Regions from separate parts of the Homo sapiens genome. Here regions 2 and 3 are each linked to region 1. A link is an interaction called in ENCODE POLR2A ChIA-PET data of the cell type or tissue named here. Cell type or tissue: MCF 10A. All regions are shown on one strand. Links, peaks and the distances in the headings refer to the core of each region. The heading gives the core; the rest is flanking DNA.

Evidence for each region. Peaks named below come from ENCODE experiments on the same cell type or tissue, not always from the same donor. Only the 100,000 strongest peaks of a DNase experiment are listed, where the experiment ranks them.
Region 2: POLR2A ChIA-PET joins it to region 1 with 6 read pairs; 3 of 35 experiments call an interaction of 5 or more read pairs at or near these places.
Region 3: POLR2A ChIA-PET joins it to region 1 with 5 read pairs; 2 of 35 experiments call an interaction of 5 or more read pairs at or near these places.

The regions. Positions count from the first base shown.
Region 1 is chr1:225,598,660-225,607,072 of GRCh38, forward strand. All of the region lies in intron 1 of ENAH (ENAH actin regulator), which reads right to left. Among named protein-coding and RNA genes, the nearest start is that of ENAH, 50 kb to the right of the region's middle. In MCF 10A, for the core only: no CTCF peak of the experiment used is centred there; a DNase peak (open chromatin) is centred at 4,992.
Region 2 is chr1:225,505,692-225,510,691 of GRCh38, forward strand. It overlaps ENAH (ENAH actin regulator), which reads right to left. Exons shown (of 14, transcript NM_018212.6): 11 at 2,260-2,326. Among named protein-coding and RNA genes, the nearest start is that of LINC02765, 40 kb to the left of the region's middle. RefSeq lists an enhancer at 2,697-3,896. In MCF 10A, for the core only: no CTCF peak of the experiment used is centred there; DNase peaks (open chromatin) are centred at 3,020 and 4,260.
Region 3 is chr1:225,366,312-225,371,311 of GRCh38, forward strand. It overlaps DNAH14 (dynein axonemal heavy chain 14), which reads left to right. Exons shown (of 86, transcript NM_001367479.1): 77 at 1,494-1,721. Among named protein-coding and RNA genes, the nearest start is that of LBR, 59 kb to the right of the region's middle. In MCF 10A, for the core only: no CTCF peak of the experiment used is centred there; no DNase peak of the experiment used is centred there.

The DNA.
Region 1 (8,413 bases), core at 2,059-7,058:
GGAAAACAGGACAAAAAGGGATGGAAAAAAATAAAAGAATGGGAAAAGGTGTAAAAGACAAAGGAAAGCTGGAATAGCAATCTTAACACCCAGTAAAATATAAAGACAAAATTATAGAAGAATGGCAGCTAACAAAAGAATAGAAATGGAAAATCACCATTTAAAACTACTATAATAATATTTGATTCAGGCAAAAAAAAAAAATCAACGGGTGCTAAATCACTGAGTTAGGGAGTGTTAGTTATTCAGTTTCAAAGCATCACTCTACAGTCCACTGAGTAATTAGAGAAAAGGATGTCTTTAAAATGGAGAGATCTGGTGGACACTACCTTAACAAAATAATCAAACTTAATTTCGCAATATTGGGAAAACTGCCATCAGGTGCCTCCAGATGATGGACTGAAAAGAACACATCACTAGGTAATACAATAAACAGTCCTGCCCAAAAATGTTTAGCCTGAATCCATTCATGCAAAAACAATGAAACAAATCCAAAATGAAACATATCAAAGAGAACAGATCTTTCACAAAACAACTGGCCTGGCCTCCTAAAAGTGGCAACATCAAGAAAGAAAAACAAAGCTAAAGAGAGACTGAAGAGACATGAAAATGAAATGTAATGGTAGAATCCTGAATGGAGAAAGAGGAAGGCTAAAGGGAGGACAGTAAGAAATATCATTGGGAAATCTAAGAAAATCTGGGTATGGAAAGTATATTAGATGATATTCAATTTCCAGAGTATGATAACTGTACTGTGATTATGTAGGAGAATGCCTGTGTTATTCACACTGCGGAGTAAAGTGCTGTGACTTAAATGGTTTGGATGTTTGTCCCCTCCAAATCTCAAGTTAAAATGTGATTGCTGGCTGGGTGCGGTGGCTCACACCTGTAATCCTTGCACTTTGGGAGGCTGCGGTGGGGAGATCACCTGAGGTCAGGAGTTCAAGACCAGCCTGACCAACATGGTGAAACCCCGTCTCTACTAAAAATTCAAAAAAATTAGCCAGGCGCCTGTAATCCCAGCTACTCGGAAGACTGAGGCAGGAGAATCACTTGAACCCCGGAGGCAGAGGTTGCCGTGAGCCAAGATTGCACCACTGCACTCCAGCCTGGGCGACAGGGCCGAGACTCCGTCTTAAAAAAAAAAAAAAAAAAAAAAAAAGTGACCCCCTTTATTGGAGGTGGGGCCTGAAGGAAGGTGTCTGGATCATGGGGGAGGAGGATCCCTAGGAATGGCTTGGCGCCCTCCCTGTAGTAATAAAGTAAGTTCTTGGTCTGTCAGCTCACTTGAGAGCTAGGAATGCTGGTTATTTAACGGAGCCTGGGTCCTCCTCTTCTCTCTCCCCATGTGACATGCCTACTCCCACTTCACTTTCTGCCATGAGTAAAAGCTCCCTGAGGCCTCACAAGAAACCAACCAGATACTGGCACCACACTTCCTATAAAGCCTGCAGAACCATGAGCCAATTAAACCTCTTCTCTTTATAAATTACCTAGTCTCAGCTATTTCTTTAGAGCAACACAAAATGGACTAACACTGTGACTTACTCTCAAATGGTGCACTCAACACACACGTAGAAAATGAGTAAGACCGCTATTCGGGAGACGGAGGCCGGGAGGATCACTTGAGCCCAGGAGGTCAAGGTTGCAGTGAGCCATGTTGGTGCCATTGCACTCCAGCCTGGGCAACAGTCAGACTCTGTCTAAAAAATAATAATAAATAAGAAAAAAAATAGATGCAGCTAAAGTAATGTTTAATGGGAAATTTATAGTTTTAAATCCTTATGTTAGGTTGGTGCAGAAGTAATTGTGGTTTTGCCACATTTAATGGCAAAAAACGCAATTACTTTTCCACCAACCTAATACAAAGGCCTAAAAGCAACGACCTAAGTGAGCTTCCTTCTTAAGTTAGAGAAGGCTGAGAATAGTAGCTCATGCCTGTGATCTGAGCACTTTGAGAAGCTGAGGTGGGAGGATTGCTTGAGCCCAAGGGTTCAAGACCAGCCTGGGCAACAAGGTGAGACTCTATTTCTACAAAAAAATTAAAAAATTAGCCAGGCATGTGGTGTGCGCCCGGAGTCCCAGCTACTGGGGGAAATGAGGTGGGAGGATCATTTGGGCTCAAAACTGCAGTAAGCTGTGATCACAACACTGCACTGCAGCCTGGGAGATTTAAGAGGAAAATATATAGCTTTAAACATTTACCAGGAAATAAAAAAGACTAAAAAAAAGAAAAAGAAAGAATATTAATTGGTAAAGCTATATGATGAGCAAAATAATTTTCTTTGTAACATTCTTACAACATTCTTAAAGGTCTGAAATTTTTCCCCAAAAAAAGCAAATTAAAAGGGATTTAAAAATACATGAAGAAGAGGCTATATAGTGATGAAAATGACAGCAAAATATATCTACCCACTTCAAACAGGTCTTAAAATATATTCAACAATTAACAGAACTGTCAGAGAAAAATCAACAATTACTCTTAATCAACTCTGTTCAGACTACTGATAGATCAAGCAGACAAAATATAAGCAAAAAAATTCAAGTTCTCAACAGTACAAACAGAAGGTTCCAATTACGGCCAGGCACGGTGGCTCACGCCTGTAATCCCAGCAGTTTGGGAGGCCGAGGTGGGCGGATCACGATGTCAGGAGATTGAGACCATCCTGGCTAACAGTGAAACCCCGTGTCTACTAAAAATACAAAAAATTAGCCGGGTGTGGTGGCGGACGCATGTAGTCCCAGCTACTTGGGAGGCTGAGGCAAGAGAATGGCGTGAACCTGGGAGGCGGGGCTTGCAGTGAGCCAAGATGGCGCCACTGCACGCCAGCCTGGGTGACAGAGTGAGACTCCATCTCCCCGCCAAAAAAAAAAAAAAGAGAAGGTTCCAATTACAAAATACTTATATTAAAAAAGAAAGTCCTAAAAGCAATGACCTACACTTCCTTAGGTCAAAGAAATACATCCCAATGGACGGGGATACATTTTTTTTCTCACATACCCTAAACATTTATATTACTAAACCATGTGGTAGGCACAAGGGCATACAGATTATGTTCTGATATAATACAATGAACTCAGGAATCAATAATTTTTATAAATATTCAAATTTGGAAACTAAAAAAAATATAACTTAATAACCCTTACGTTAAAAAGGAAATCAATAAAAATCAGGAAACATTTAGAAAATATATGTTAGAGCCAAGGAAGAACTTGAGGAAAATATATGGCTTTAAACATTTACCAGAAATAAGAAGGTGAAAAAAAAGAAAAGCCTAACAAAGAAAAGCCAAATAAATAAAAAGGAAAGAAATAATAAAGGACAGAAATCAATGAAAATCTAGTCCAAATGAACAATTAAGAAGATAACAAAACCAAAAGCTGTTTCTTGGTAAATATTAATAGCCTAGATAAAATTCTAGTAAGATTCATCAAGAAAAAGACAAAGAAGATCCAAAAGAAGAGAAATGACAAAATTATCAGAAGAAATAAAGAGGATTTGAATAGATTGAAAGAAAACAGGTTGAAAAACAGATCAAAAGATTAAAGCAACTGAAATGGCAATGCTCTTCTCCCAACAAAGTAAAACAAAACGAACTCCGTGATGAGACCTTTTTTTAATAGGTGGATTCTACTAAGCTTTTAAGAAACATTCTATTCTTATCTTATACAAGTTGTTTCAGAAAGTTAAAAAGAACAAAAGCTACGGTCATTTTTATCAGGCTAGTATTGAATCTAAAACCAGATAACAATGCTATAAAGTTACAGCCTAAATAAAATACTGACTAATCAAATCCAACAGTGTTTTTTTGTTGTTAATTATTAAAGGCTAAAAGAAAAAACTCAGGTGGTTATCTTGATAGAAGCAGGAAAACAACTGGACAAAAGAAGAACCTACTTAATAATTTTTTTAATCTATGCAAACCTGGAATAGAAGGGAGTTTCCTTAATTTAGCAAAGGTTATATATATATATCAAAAACGTATAACAAATATAAAATAGAGACTTCAAAAGCCTTTCCCTATGTCAACAAATATGACCATGCTGTCTAGCACAGTGCCAGACTGGCCAACACTGTAAAAAATAAGAGTGTAACATTTGAAAAGAAAGAGAGAAAACTGTCACTGCTGCTGATGACATCATCATCTATCTAGAAGAACCAAAACAATCCACAAATAGAATAACATTTCTCCACCAAAATTAATCTATAAATGTAATGCAATCTCAAATTGCCAGTTTGATTCTTTAAAGAATTCAATAAACAGCCTACAATGTTCATGCTAAAATAAAGGCTAACCAACAGCTAAATCAACCTCAAAAAAAAAAATAAACTTGCTTGACCAGATATTAAAACATACTATGAAGTATAGCCAACAGTAAGAGATATGAGCACAAAAACAAATACCCAAATAGAACTAAATGAGAACTTACTCTGGGACACAAAGAACTAAATGATAATAAAGGATTAAAAGGTACCCACAAATCAATGGCAAAAACAATAGAAATTTGTTAATGGTTCTTGGCTATCCAAAATGTGAAGACTCAACCTTTAAGCAGTCATTCTCCCTAAGTAAAAATAAATAATTAAGCAAATATTTAGAATTATATGTATAACTTCTTAAAAGCTCAAAAGTTTAACTACACCGATGGCTCTTTATTATATAGCGCTTGAGATACATACTTTAAAGCTCCTAAATTATTAAAAGAATAACCCCTGAAATAAATTGAAATATGGTAATTTGCAGCTTCTATAAAATTACTTTTATTAATTTAATAATTACACATTAACACTCAAAAATAGTCAATGAAAGTTAGAAAAAAGTGTACCTGCAAATATAACCGTGCTTTTCTCTTTCTCCAAAACTAAGCTCTGTTCATCTTTAAATTCAGTACTAGTATCAAACTTCCATTTCAAAAAGGAAAGGAACTGCTATGTTTATTCTACCACAGCCTCAAAATGTACAGAGGCATTCATTACAGGCATGCTCTGGCTACCCAAGTGCTATGAGTCATGTTTATTTTCAAAGACAACACTTTGAAATCAATCAGAAGGACTGTGAAAAAGTACATTAAGAAAAACATTGGTATCTACCAAATGTAAAGTTTTCAAAATTAGACCATCAGCCAAGATACAAACTTGTAAAACTGAAATCACTACAAAGAATTTCACAAATTTAAGTAGCTAATGGCTATGGGTTTAAATGGTCAAAATAAAAATTGCTGATCACTTAGAATCAACCACAAGGAACAAAAAAAGTATGGTGAAATCACACATGTGGTATAAAATTAATGAAATTATTACCCAGTAGCCTTTTGCATACCAGGTTTTCAGGGGTCACTCATTCTAAATCTTATTTATTCAAAACTTTTTGTGAGTGCTATAATTTCAACTAGAAACTTCTAATAAGCAAAAACTTGCATGTATGCCAAAGAATCTTTAATAACACTACACACTATGAGTAATAACACTGTCATTCTACTAATTAAACTCAAATTTAAACAAGCTACTTTCAGTGGCAGACATAAAAACCAAAATTCCTTATCACTTTGACTTTGAAAATAACACTCTTAGGAGGTATTCTGGACATAATCAAAGTCCAGGCTCTCTCACTATTTTTATTCAGTGAAGTTATTACTGTTTCTCTTAACTTTGGAAAATGTCAATGACTTGCTGAGGGAGAACAGGCAGGCAGAGCTAAAGGAGGAAAATGAGGGCTTAATATAAATGGGGGTAAATAAATAGGTGGGAAAATATGCCCCAGACAGCTATTAAACAAAGGGAGACTACTATTGTGTGCCTTATCCACTAGAAAAAAACAATATTTTAAAATTGTACAAATGTGGCCAGGCGCAGTGGCTCACGCCTGTAATCTCAGCACTTTAGGAGGCCGAGGCGGGCAGATCACTTGAGGTCAGGAGTTCGAGACCAGCCTGGCCAACATGGTAAAACCCCGTCTCTACCAAAAAAAAAAAAAAAAAAAAAATTAGCCAGGCATGGTGGTGGGTGCCTGTAGTCCCAGCTACTTGGGAGGCTGAGGCAGGAGAATCGCTTAAGCCCATGAGGCAGGGGTTGCAGTAAGCCGAGATTGCGCCATTGCACTCCAGCCTGGGCAACACAGCAAGACCCTGTCTCAAACAAAAACAAACAAAAAAAGGACAATTGATAAAAGATTTAGAGAGGGCTGATAAAGATATGAAAAACATTAAAGCTAGCTAGTAAAGAAATGCAAGTTAAATAAAACAAGATATCCTTTTAGACTTTGATACTTAGGAGAAAACAGTAATGTTAGAGTGGGAAAAGGGCATCCTCATACCTTGCTGATAAAAAAGCAAAGGCTCTTGTCCTTATGCATCAAGAACCTTTGAAACGTGAATATCCACTGACTCAGCAGATTACACTTCTGTAGGTTTCACTTAAAGCATGTAAAATGTTAAACTGAACTACATGATGATTGGAAATTCTGACAAGCGACTGGGTAAATACAATTGTAGATTGAATCTTAAGAAACTGCTGATATTCAACCACTTGTGAATAGAAAGACTAAGCAATTTTAAAATGATACATATCTACACTCGAAATTGACACCTTCTGATATTAAATAAGGGGGAAGGATACAAAACACTACTTTGGGGAGTGGGGGAGAGAAAAGACCAGTAAGAACATAATATTTAGAAGTCAACTCGATGTCAGGCACTTTTAACATACATCGTCCTTAATTTCTTACCATCATTCTGTGATGTACAGTTACTCCCAGTTCATAGATTTGGAAGCAAGTCTCAGAGAAGTTACAAAAATTTAGGGAACTATTAAGAGGCAAGGCTAGAGTTCAAACCAGGCCTACCTATCTGACTACAATGTCCGAGTTATTTCCACTTCATCACACTAATACATTCCTTTCTGAAGTGTATCAGAAATGATACTCCTTTAAATGCATGAGATAATAAAAATATTTGTTATGTGCTGAGCTGTGCCCCTCCAACACCCACCAAATTCACATGTGAAAATCCTTACCCCCATTACCTCAGAATGTGACTGTATTTGAAGACAGGGCCTTAAAGAGGTAACTGAGGTAAACTGAGTATACAGGTGGGCCCTAATCCAATATGAATGGTGCCCTTATAAGAAGATTAGGACAGACACACACAGAGGGAAGATCACTGTGGACAGAGAAGGAGAGCCATCTGCAAGCCAAGAAAGAGGCTTCAGAAGGAACCAACCCTGCCAACACCTTGACCTTCTAGCCTTCAGAATTGTGAGGAAAGTACTGTTTAAGCCACTGGGTCTGTGGTATTTTGTCATGGCAGCCCTAGCAAACTACTACAACACTCTTACCTAAAAATACTGAACATCTTAAAAACCTAAACCTCACATTCCCCTTTTATTATTATTTTTTAATGTTCCTTTTGGATAGATTATGCTTAAAATACCAAAATGGAATTTTTCACAAATACTTTTAATGTTATATTAGACCATTAAAAAAAATACACCTGAATGTGACCTATTAGAATTACCATATTTTGGCCAGGTGCAGTGGCTCATGCCTGTAATCCCAGCACTTTGGAAGGCCGAGGCAGGTGGATCATCTGAGTTCAGGAGTTCGAGACCAGCCTGGCCAACACAGCAAAACCCCATTTCTACTAAAAATATAAAAATTAGCCATGCGTGGTGGCAGGCACCTGTAATCCCAGCTACTCGGGAGGCTGAGGCAGAATTGCTTGAACCCAGGAGGCAGAGGTTGCAGTGAGCTGAGAACGCACCACTGCACTCCAGCCTGGGCAACACAGAGCAAGACTCCATCTCAAAAAAAAAAAAAAAGGAATTACCATATTTTAACATATTAGTTGATAAGCACTCGTACAATCTAGTTAAGCTATAATGTAGTCCATTCAAAATAAGTCAACTTTTGGCCAGATGCAGCGGTTCACGCCTATAATTCTAACACTTTGGGAGGCCAAGGCAGGCAGATCAGTTGAGGCCAGGAGACCAGCCTTAGTCAACATGGCAAAACCTCATCTCTACTAAAAATGCAGAAACTAGCTGGACGTGGTGGAGTGCACCTGTAGTCCCAGCTACTTGAGAGGCTGAGGTAGGAGAATCCCTTGAACCCAGGAGGCAGGGATTGCAGTGAGCCAACATAACACCACTACACTCCATCCTGGACGACAGTGCAAGACTCTGTCTCAAAAAAAAAAAAAAAAAAAAAAAAAAATTATTTTCAATAAACTTAACCAATCACAAAACTAGCCCTTCTCACACAAATCCAATAAAATAACTACGTACAGCCCAAGGTCCTGAATAATGCAGCTGAGAGTGCCAGGCACACAGACCTGTGAAGGCCTCACCACAATAGCTCACCTTTTCCTCGGCAGAGTGGAGCAGAGTGTTTCTTACAAGTCCAACACTAAATAATAA
Region 2 (5,000 bases), core at 1-5,000, 95 kb before region 1:
TACTCTTTTAAACATATTTTAAAAATCCTTTATGGTTTAAAACAGCTTTTGGTGAAATTTTAAAACCTATATATCAGTAGTTGGATCAAATCTATCAAAAGATATATGAGTGGTCAGGAAATAATCAGGAGTTCCAGAATTTCTATTTTGGGAAAGGGAAGGAAAACCACCTAACAGAATTGGAACATGATTATGGTGCACTACTGGATATTAAGAATCAAGATTCAACTCATCTATATAAAATTATTTTCAAAATGGTGACCTTTAGAGCACTTATTAAATTTCCAAGTCTGAAAAAAAAATCTTTTTTTCCCTACCCTGGAATTAGGAAAAATAAAAAAATCTTTCAAAGAACAACTTTTCCTTTACTAAATGGACCAAATACATCAAAGAATGTATTCCATTTGGAGAACCTCGTCCATGTCCCTTCTAAGACATGACTTCTGCCATCAACGTAGGCTTAGCTTTTAGTTCACTGTGAAATGCAGATCAATGAAGCATGATGAAGAGAAAGGACAAATGACACATGACAGGTCTGCAGACTGGAGTGCAATAGCGCGATATCAGCTCACTGCAACCTCCGTCTCCCAGGTTCAAGTGATTCTTGTGTCTCAGCCTCCCAAGTAGCTGGCATCGCAGGTGTGCGCCACCATGCCCAGCTAATTTTTGTATTTTTAGTAGAGATGGGGTTTCATCATGTTAGCCAAGCTGGTCTCAAATTCGTGACCTCAAGTGATCTACCCACCTTAGCCTCCCAAAGTGCTGGGATTACAGGCATGAGCCACCACGCCTAGCCAGCTCCTTGTTATGGGCTTAATAAATCAGCACTTCATAATGTGCTACTGAAGAAAATCCGTAACTAGTAGAGATGTGTTAGAAGGCCATCTCAGTTAGGAGTCTGAGAAACATAAATGTGCAATTTTTCTACTCTACTGAAAACACATGTCCACCAAAAGCAATTCCCCCTTTCTTCTAAAGTAAAATATGATCATCTTTCAATCACTTAGAAACTAAAAGCTTTTATACATTCCAAAAGGCCTAGTTTCTTTGTGGAGCTTAAACAATTGTGTCACTACCAAATCTTCTTTCCTACTAGCAGAAAGAACCACATAGGAAGCCAAATCCAAATTCAGACTTAGACTAACACAGAACAGGTCTGTGATAATATAAAGTCTATCCCTGTACTTATCTTTATTAGGTTTCTATAATTAGAGTCAAGTTGCTTTTTACGAGACAAAAATAAGGCAAATAGCTCAGAAAGAAAAGACAAAATACCTTTTAGTTTCTAAATACATACTTTTTTTTTTTCTGGGAAAAATACAAGTCCTTTAAACTGTCTCATAAACCAAGAAAAGGTTTCATCTATGTTCAGGAGCTGTGATATAAATTTAGTCATGAAAATAAAGTATGCCTAGCTAAAGGAAGAACAAATTTGCCTAAATATGCCCACATGTACTTGTAGAAACAAGTATTAACTAGCCTTGTTTCTGGATACTATCTTTTCTAACTTGATTACACTTACAAGTTTCAAATGAGATAGGGAAATACATGTTTCTACTTTACAAATTCAAAGATGTATGTTTTATTTTGCTCTCTTTTCTCTCCAGCTGATATTCAGGTTTAAAAAAGGCTCCAAAAATTATATATATACATAAATATATATACATAAAATCTATGTCATTGGAACTAATGGGGAAATGTGACTATATACTATAGTAGATAATATTATTGCTTAATGTTAAATTTCTTGAGAGTAATAATGGTATTGTGGTTACATAGCAGATGTCCTGGTTCTTCCAAAAAACACTGAAGTATTTAGGGTGAAACAGTTCTTATTTGTGAATTGCTTTCAAACTAATCAGAGGGGAAAAAAGTGTGGATAGGTAGATATTTAAGACAAGTGGGGCAAAATGTTGACAACTGTTAAACCTAGGAAATGGGTATACGCATATTCACTGTACTATCCTTTTAATTTTTCTGTAGTTTTGAATTTTTCAAAATACAAATTGGGAAAAAGAAAGCTATCTTAAAATCTCAGATCATCTGGTTAATAAATGTAGGGTAGAATTTATCAATCACTAGTAATGTAGATGAGTAATATATAATGAGGCTTGGTGGTTGTCCAATACTAGGAGGATCACGAGAGTTTTATGGGCTCCTCTGTATAATTTCTTACCATTCAATTTTTTTCTACACTAAGAATGCATTAATTTTTTTTTATACAAATAAAATATAAAACTTAGAGAAAAAAATTGATACCTGGAGATAACAGGTGACTTGCTGCCATTCATTGTATTTGTTCTTTCCCAAGGTTTTCTTGTTGGTTCTTTAAAAATAAAAAACAAAAGCTATTAAATAAATAAATGCTTCCAGAGTTATTATAAAACAAATAACAAAATACTAAATCTCATTATACCTGTTTACATAGTAGTAATATAAATAAAAATTTAAATTCTAAACTTTAATTGAAATCTGTAAGGACTCTAATTTGCACAATGCCAGACCTTAAAATGAGAAGAAATTATAAGCTAGTACAGTAAGTTTCCAAGGAAAACTTACATTGTTAAGTCTAAAATATTATGATTCTATAACCTTAGGATAGTAAGGAGTTTCTCTAACAAAGAAAGGACAGTAAGAATAAAGTAGGATAATTTTAAAATTAGGATAGTTCAATTAATTAAAATGGAATAGTATTACCGACACTGTTTTAAATTATTTTTTAGTGCCAATGATAAAAACAGTAAGTATAACTTATAATATGTTCATGTATTTCAACATTTAATCTAAATCCAAATAGTCCCTCTTGGGGAAAAAAATAGGAACAACTCAAAATAAATATCAGAATCCTGAAATTCTATTGTACTTCCTTGATTCTTAAACAATTAATTCTTGGGCCTTAGCCGATTATTCCAGTTAAATATAAACAAGCTCGCTCTAAGCTCTTATTACAAAAGACACTATGTAGTCAGTGACTCACTAGTTGGCTGTCTATTGTGCTTGAATTGTTTTTCTAATCTGGGCTGACTCACTGATGCTGTCACTGGCCTCACTACATGACTGGGTAAAATCAGAAGTGGAATCTTCTCATGGAGGAAAGAATTTGGGCCACAGGAGAATGAAGTCTATTCATGAATTGTGATCTCATTGTATAGTTTTAACTAAAACTGCTCTGAGTTCCAATGCAGCTCCTCAGCTGGCTTTTGCACATTCTCAGGTAGCTTACCGTCTCTTCAAAGTACACTTAACGCAAAAATAAACTCACACTCTTCCATGAAGCCCTGCTTTTGGTTCTGGATTTCTTGTTGCATGAAGGCATTAGATGTGAAACCTTAAAGTCATTATTGATCTTGCTTTACTCCTCATCAACTAAATTCCTTCTTTTTTATATTCCTTCTTTTGTATTCTAACAGCTAACACAGCCTCTCAATGACCGCCACAGTGGTGTCAAGTTCCACACTTGACCAGGAAGATCAAATAATCGGATGGGGTTTGGGACAGGCCGAATCAGAAACATATCCAAGTGACACCAGCCCAAGCAGGTGAAAAAAGGGAAGTCCTGAATGAAACTGAGGGACACCGGGACAGGGAAGGGAACGGTCATCGGACACTGTCACTAAAGAGGCGGCGGGTGGAAGGATGAGGGAGTAATTCCAAAGTGGTTAAGATGTAGCAAGTGCTACCTTTTAACAGCTGGCTGAGGTCCTTTCTCAATCAGCCAAACCAGAACTATCTTTTAGTCTTAAAAGGGCTCATCTGGTTCAGCTGGCCCTGTGGAAGCTGAGAAGCAAGGGCCTCTTCTCTCTAAGGAGCTCGGGTGTGTTTCAGGAGGGGCAAGGCTGGGTTCCCTTCAGAGGATCTTTACTGGCATGCGTATAGAGCTTCCTAATTGGTCTGCCTATCTTAATCCTCCCTAGTTTCAATGGGAAAATCACAAGTGCCATTTTAATGTGCCTCAAACAGTTTCAGTGGATTAAATGTCCACTGAACTCAGTACTTGCAGGATAAAGTCTAAACTCTTGATAATTTTATAAAAGGCTCTCAACATTTTTGTTTCTAACTCATATTTTCAACCTTTTCCCTACAATATTCCTCAAAAAGAATTCCCCGTTCTAGTCTATTTCCTATTTCCTAATCTCTTCTTGCTCATCTCCAACTCCATACCTTGCTCATGCTATACTTACATCCTGAAATATCACACCTTCCCCTCACTTTCAGCCAAACTAAATACTCTTCAAGGAATACTAAGATGTCACTTTTCCCTACAAAGTTGACTCAGGTGACTCGTATGTGTCATTTCCTCCCTCTGTGACACACTACTTAGTATTCAACAAGTGGTTGTAAAAAGGTTAACTTCACACCTGTGTGTCTCATCTTCCCAGCTGTACCATGAGTTTTTTTGGGCTTAGGACCTGTACCTTTCACTTCAGGTGCCTGACACAATGTCAGTTTAAAAACGGAATGAAACAAGTGAGAAAACAGGCCCTGCCCTTTTTGATTTTATATATATGACACACACACAAAACCTGTGCCTTAGTTTTTCATATTTTATATAAGGGATTATATATTAGATAAGGAATTTTTAACTTGGAGTCCATGGATAACCTTCAAGAAATTCATGAATATTCTGAAATTATGAACAAATCTGAATAAAAATACAATTTTCCTCCCTGGAAAGAGGATCTATAGCTCTCATCATATTCTAAAGGTTCTGTGAGCCCAAAATATGGTTCGGATTTACAACATCTATGCGGTACTAATGAGAGTACATACAATTAATTTTGGCTTACAGAAAGAAGGATAAAGCTAAAATAAGTGGGTCACAAACCAGTGAATTTTTAATGAAAATAACAAACTGAGTCCTATTCAGAGGGAAAACAAAGCCATGATGTTAATTATGGTATAGCAATCAACCTACTGAAGAGTCACCATTTAATAATAAGAATGAGGAATGGGGGGAGTGGTGAAAAGATGGATTACAATCACAAAAACAAAAACTTCAG
Region 3 (5,000 bases), core at 1-5,000, 230 kb before region 1:
CCCACTTCTAGGAAAAGGCCAAATAAATTATGATGTATTTGTGTGATAAAATAGTATGCTATCACTAAAAATCAAAATTAACACACACTCTCTCTTCTCTCTCTCTCTGCCCTCCTTCCACTCACTTTCCCCTTCAGATATAGTTCTGAAGGCGGACAGACACCTACTTTTAGAGATATGAGAATGAGTTCTTTAAAGAATCAGTCATAGCAGTCGGGAAACAGTGCTCGATAAATATTTTCTCATTTCTCCACAATTAGGGCTAAGCAACAATTGCTGGCAACCTGAATTAAAGGATGTTTGAAAGGCAGACATGCCTTGGAAAATAGAGAATATGTCCTCTACTGTGCACAGAGCCATTTGCTCACATTCTAAGGGTGACAGAGTCAGAGAAGCTTGTCTTCCATCTCCTGGAGCCACTTACCTTCTCAGGGTGATAAAACTTAGAGCCATTTGCTTACACTCCAGGGGTTGTAAAAACCTAGAGACCTCCTCTTTTCCCCGAGAAGATTTGTTTACATTCCAAAGCAAAAGTCTGTCTCTCTTTCTCTATCTCTGAAAAGAGGAAAGGCTGCTTTGCCAGCCATTCTGTAAGCTCCAAGTTTCATAATTTGAGTCCTCCTCTTATGGTACAAATCCCACTATACACACACAGGACATGGGAATCTGATCCCTGATCCAAAAGTCTCATGTTCATACACACACACACACACACACACACACACACACACACAGCTCTATGCCATATATACATATATACATACATTTATATATCATATATAGATACCCACACAACTTATGTAAGTGTGTGTGTTTATATATATAAACTGTGCAAGGAGGGTAATATTTCAGACCCTTCACAATTTCAGACTTAACAGCCACACTCTCAAAAAAGCCCTCCAGTTGATTCCCTCCCCACCTCACCCTCAGTCTCGCATCATTTCCATTATTCTAGTTAAGAAGTCAACCAAATGGACTTTCAATGCAATCAAAGAAATTTTGTAACACACCCAGTTAATTGTTCTCCTTCTGATGGTTCAGTTAGTGCTGAAGCTGCTGTTGATTCAGTTTGTGCTGTTTCCCATGATGTGGGACCCTCTGTATCTGCTACCTCGCAGAGGCCATGCAGCCTGGGTCCTGTTACAGCCTCATAACTGCCATTGACACTAAGTTTAGGCTCTCATAACTCTTCATTGTCAAAGTTCCTAAAATCCCAAGCCCTATGCTCTGAGCAAATAAGAGTGCTTTTAATCACAACATTATACTTCCCATTTCAAAATATGAATCGGAACAATAGAAAATCTGGGACAATCCTTTTAGAGACGTTTTTACATGGCAAAAGAATAACATGAGATTTTGGATTTGCCAGTGAATCTTGAAAATAGTTACATTCTTGCCCAGTTCTTTTACCAGTGTTGTAGAAAGACAAGTGCCCTGAAGACCAGTGCCTGCATCTGTCCTCACATGCCATTTTACTCACATCTGTTTTCAAGATTGCCGTGGAATCTCCCCAGGGATTGAAAAGTAACTTACTTCAGACATTTGGATGTACTGGGAGTGGAGAGGTAACAGAAGAGATATTTGAAAATCCTGACTGTGGACAATGGTGGAAAAAACTTTTATTTAGCCTATGTTTTTTCAATGCTGTAATCAATGAAAGAAAAAATTACGGAATATTGGGCTGGAATATTGCTTATAAATTTAATTCTTCAGACTTGGGGGTAAGTGTAGTCTCTTCAAACAAACAACAAATAAGTAACAATAAGATACAAATTGAGAGCCTACTATGTGCCTACACAAATGTGAGTGTTTTACATGGTGGTAAGAAAATGAACTCTATAACTAGGCAATAAGGGCTAACGTTTAGAAACATGGTCTTTGATGCCAGCTTTTCTGGAATCAATTTGCAGCTCCACCACTTATAGCTGTATAAGTACGTAATCTATTGGGCAAACTAACCTCTCAGAGTCTTAGTTTCCTTGGCCAAAGAAAGCAAACTGAGGGAGACCAAATGTCAGTACTGACTCCAGAGGATCATTATGTAATTATAGGCAAACTTGTTAATGTAAGTAAACCACTTAGAAGAGTGCCTGACAGACATAACTTAGTATAAAAATGTTTGTTTGTTGGTACGACTTATTCATTAAAAGCAAGAGAGATTCCATTGACCCATTGTGTGGGGAAAAGTTTAGCTCAGTGGTCTTCCTTTACTATTCTCTATATAGAACCTTCTATTTGTGCTTTATTGCAGGGTGTTTTCTTTATTGCTAAATTAAACACGTGGTAGCATCTGCTTAAGTTTTTCCCGGGTTAATTTTCTTGCAATTGTGCTTCCAGCGTACAACATTACACCCTTGATTACCCATTCATTTATATAATACAACAATTTAAAAAAAAAACTTTCTGAGGAAAATCTTGATTCTGCCTCTGGGTATCTATAACCTAGACCCACTCTAGATGGGTAGCCTTCTATGTCTTCTATATGTTTCCATTAGGCTTTTCAGTTTTGAAAAGAGGCTGTCATACTTACTGCAAGCTCAACTGCCTATCAGATGTAATACTTCTGTACCTAACCAGGAACATAACATAAAACACTGCATTTGGGATATTTATTTAAAAGTATAAGCTCAAGTACGCTTCTGTCAAGGCCTTATTCAAAGCTCAATCAAAAGGCAGATAATATATTAGGGGGAAATATTTGAACCATATATTAGACATGTTGGTGTCTAATGTAAATAATTGATATTTTTATTTAAATCAGAAAATGAATTCAAAGAAAATAAAAGTCACCTTTAATAGAAACAGTATAATGTCTAAATTAACAAAGAAAAAAAGAAAATAAATAACAATTTGATCAAGATATCAAAATAAAAGGGAGAGAAAAAACAAAGCAAAATAAATAATAACGTAAAGCAATATGGAAGGAATGTTATCAGTCATTTATTAAGTGTAAATGGATGCATTCTCTCAATAAAAGGCAAGACTATTAAATTGGGTTACAAAACAAAACCCAGAAATGTGCAATTTATACGAAAAAGTGAAATTAATGAAGAAATTTTGAAATTATCAAGAAAATAAAAAAGAAGAAAGCAGAAATGGCAATATTAATATTAGTCAGAATGTAATGACTGAGAGTGCTATATTCTTCAGACAACAGCATATTGTAGCATATATATATATATATATACACACATGTATATATACACTGGTATACATGTACATATATATGTATATATGTATATGCAATTATTGTGGGAAATTTCAAAAAACCTCCATCAGGATTGGACAGCTCTAATAAACAAATATAAGATGAATAGAATAATGTAGTCAACAAATTTGATTAACAGATAGATCGAGAGACTAACATCCCTCTAATAAAAAGTACATATTTTTTCAGGTATCCAAGGAACTGTTACACAACTCAGTCATGAGCATGGCCACAAAGAAAAACCTTTAATGATTTTATGGGCCACGTTATCTGAACACAATTTAATATAATAAAAATTTGACCCCTAAAAATCTAAACAACTTGGATATTAAGAAACATAACTCTAGATAACCTTTTATCAAATAGGATATTAAAAGGGAAATCAGCCAGGCTCGGTGGCTCACAGCTGTAATCTCAGCACTTTGGGAGGGTAAGGTGGGCGGATCACCTGAGGTCAGGAGTTCAAGACCAGCCTGGCCAACATGATGAAACCTGCACGGTGGCTCACGCCCATAATCCCAGCACTTTGGGAGGCCGAGGCAGTTGGATCACCTAAGGTCGGGAGTTAGAGACCAGCCTGACCAACGAGGAGTAACCCCATCTCTACTGAAAACAAAAATTAGCCTGGCGTGGTGGCACATGCCTATAATCCCAGCTACTCAGGAGGCAGGAGAGTTGCTTGAACCCGGGAGGTGGAGGTTGCAGTGAGCTGAGATCACAGCACTTCACTCCAGCCTGGGTGACAGAATGAAACTCCATCTCAAAAACAAAAAACAAACAAACAAAAAAAACACGGGAAATCACAGCCTGTGCAATATAGAAAGCCCTGTCTGTATAAAAAGTAAAATATATATATATATAGCCAGGTGGCACGCCTGTACTCCCAGCCACTCGGGAGGCTGAGGCAGGAGGATCACTTGACCCCAGGAGGTTGAGGCTGCAGTAAGCTGTGCTTGGGCCACTGCACTCCAGCCTGGGTGACAGAGTGACACCCTGTCTCAAAAAATAAAAATAAATAAAATCACAAATATCTCAAAAACAATGGAAATGAGACTACTTCATACCAAAAATTACAAGACAGAACAAAAGCTATACTTAGGAAATAAAAGACTGGCCTTAAATGTCTCCAGTATTAAAGAAAACATACAGGAAATAAATATCCATCTTAAGAAATTAGAAAACAAAAGAAAATAAAAGCTAATAAAGGAATTCTTTATTAGCTGGAGTAATAATACAAAAGCTAATATTAATGAAATATACAAAAAACCGTAAAAGGAAAAATACATTTTAAAATTGGATTTTTAAAATTCTTTTCATATATTTTTTAAAGCTTACAGCTATAAAAAATTGGATTTTGATAAGACAAATAAAATTTGAAAATCTAGATGAAGCCAATGATTACTTAGAAAATATGAATTATCAAAATTGACTCAAAGAGACATGGAAATTTTGGGTAGGCCAATTGCCACAAAAGGCATTGCAAATGACACCAGAATGAGATGGTTTTACAGCTTAATTCACTCTGAACGTTAAGAAACAGATAGTATTAATATTATATATTCTAGACCTTAGTAAAAGATCACAATCTCCCTAGTGTATTTTATGAAACCAGCATAGTTTTAATATGAATACCTGAATAATATACATAAGAACTGTAGATTAATTTCACTCAGGATTTGAGATGTAAAAATTCTACATAAAATATAAATGGATCTCAGCAATGAAACAAAAGAATAATACACTGTAACCAAGTTGGGTTTATTCCAGTAATGCAAGAATGACCCAGTAACTG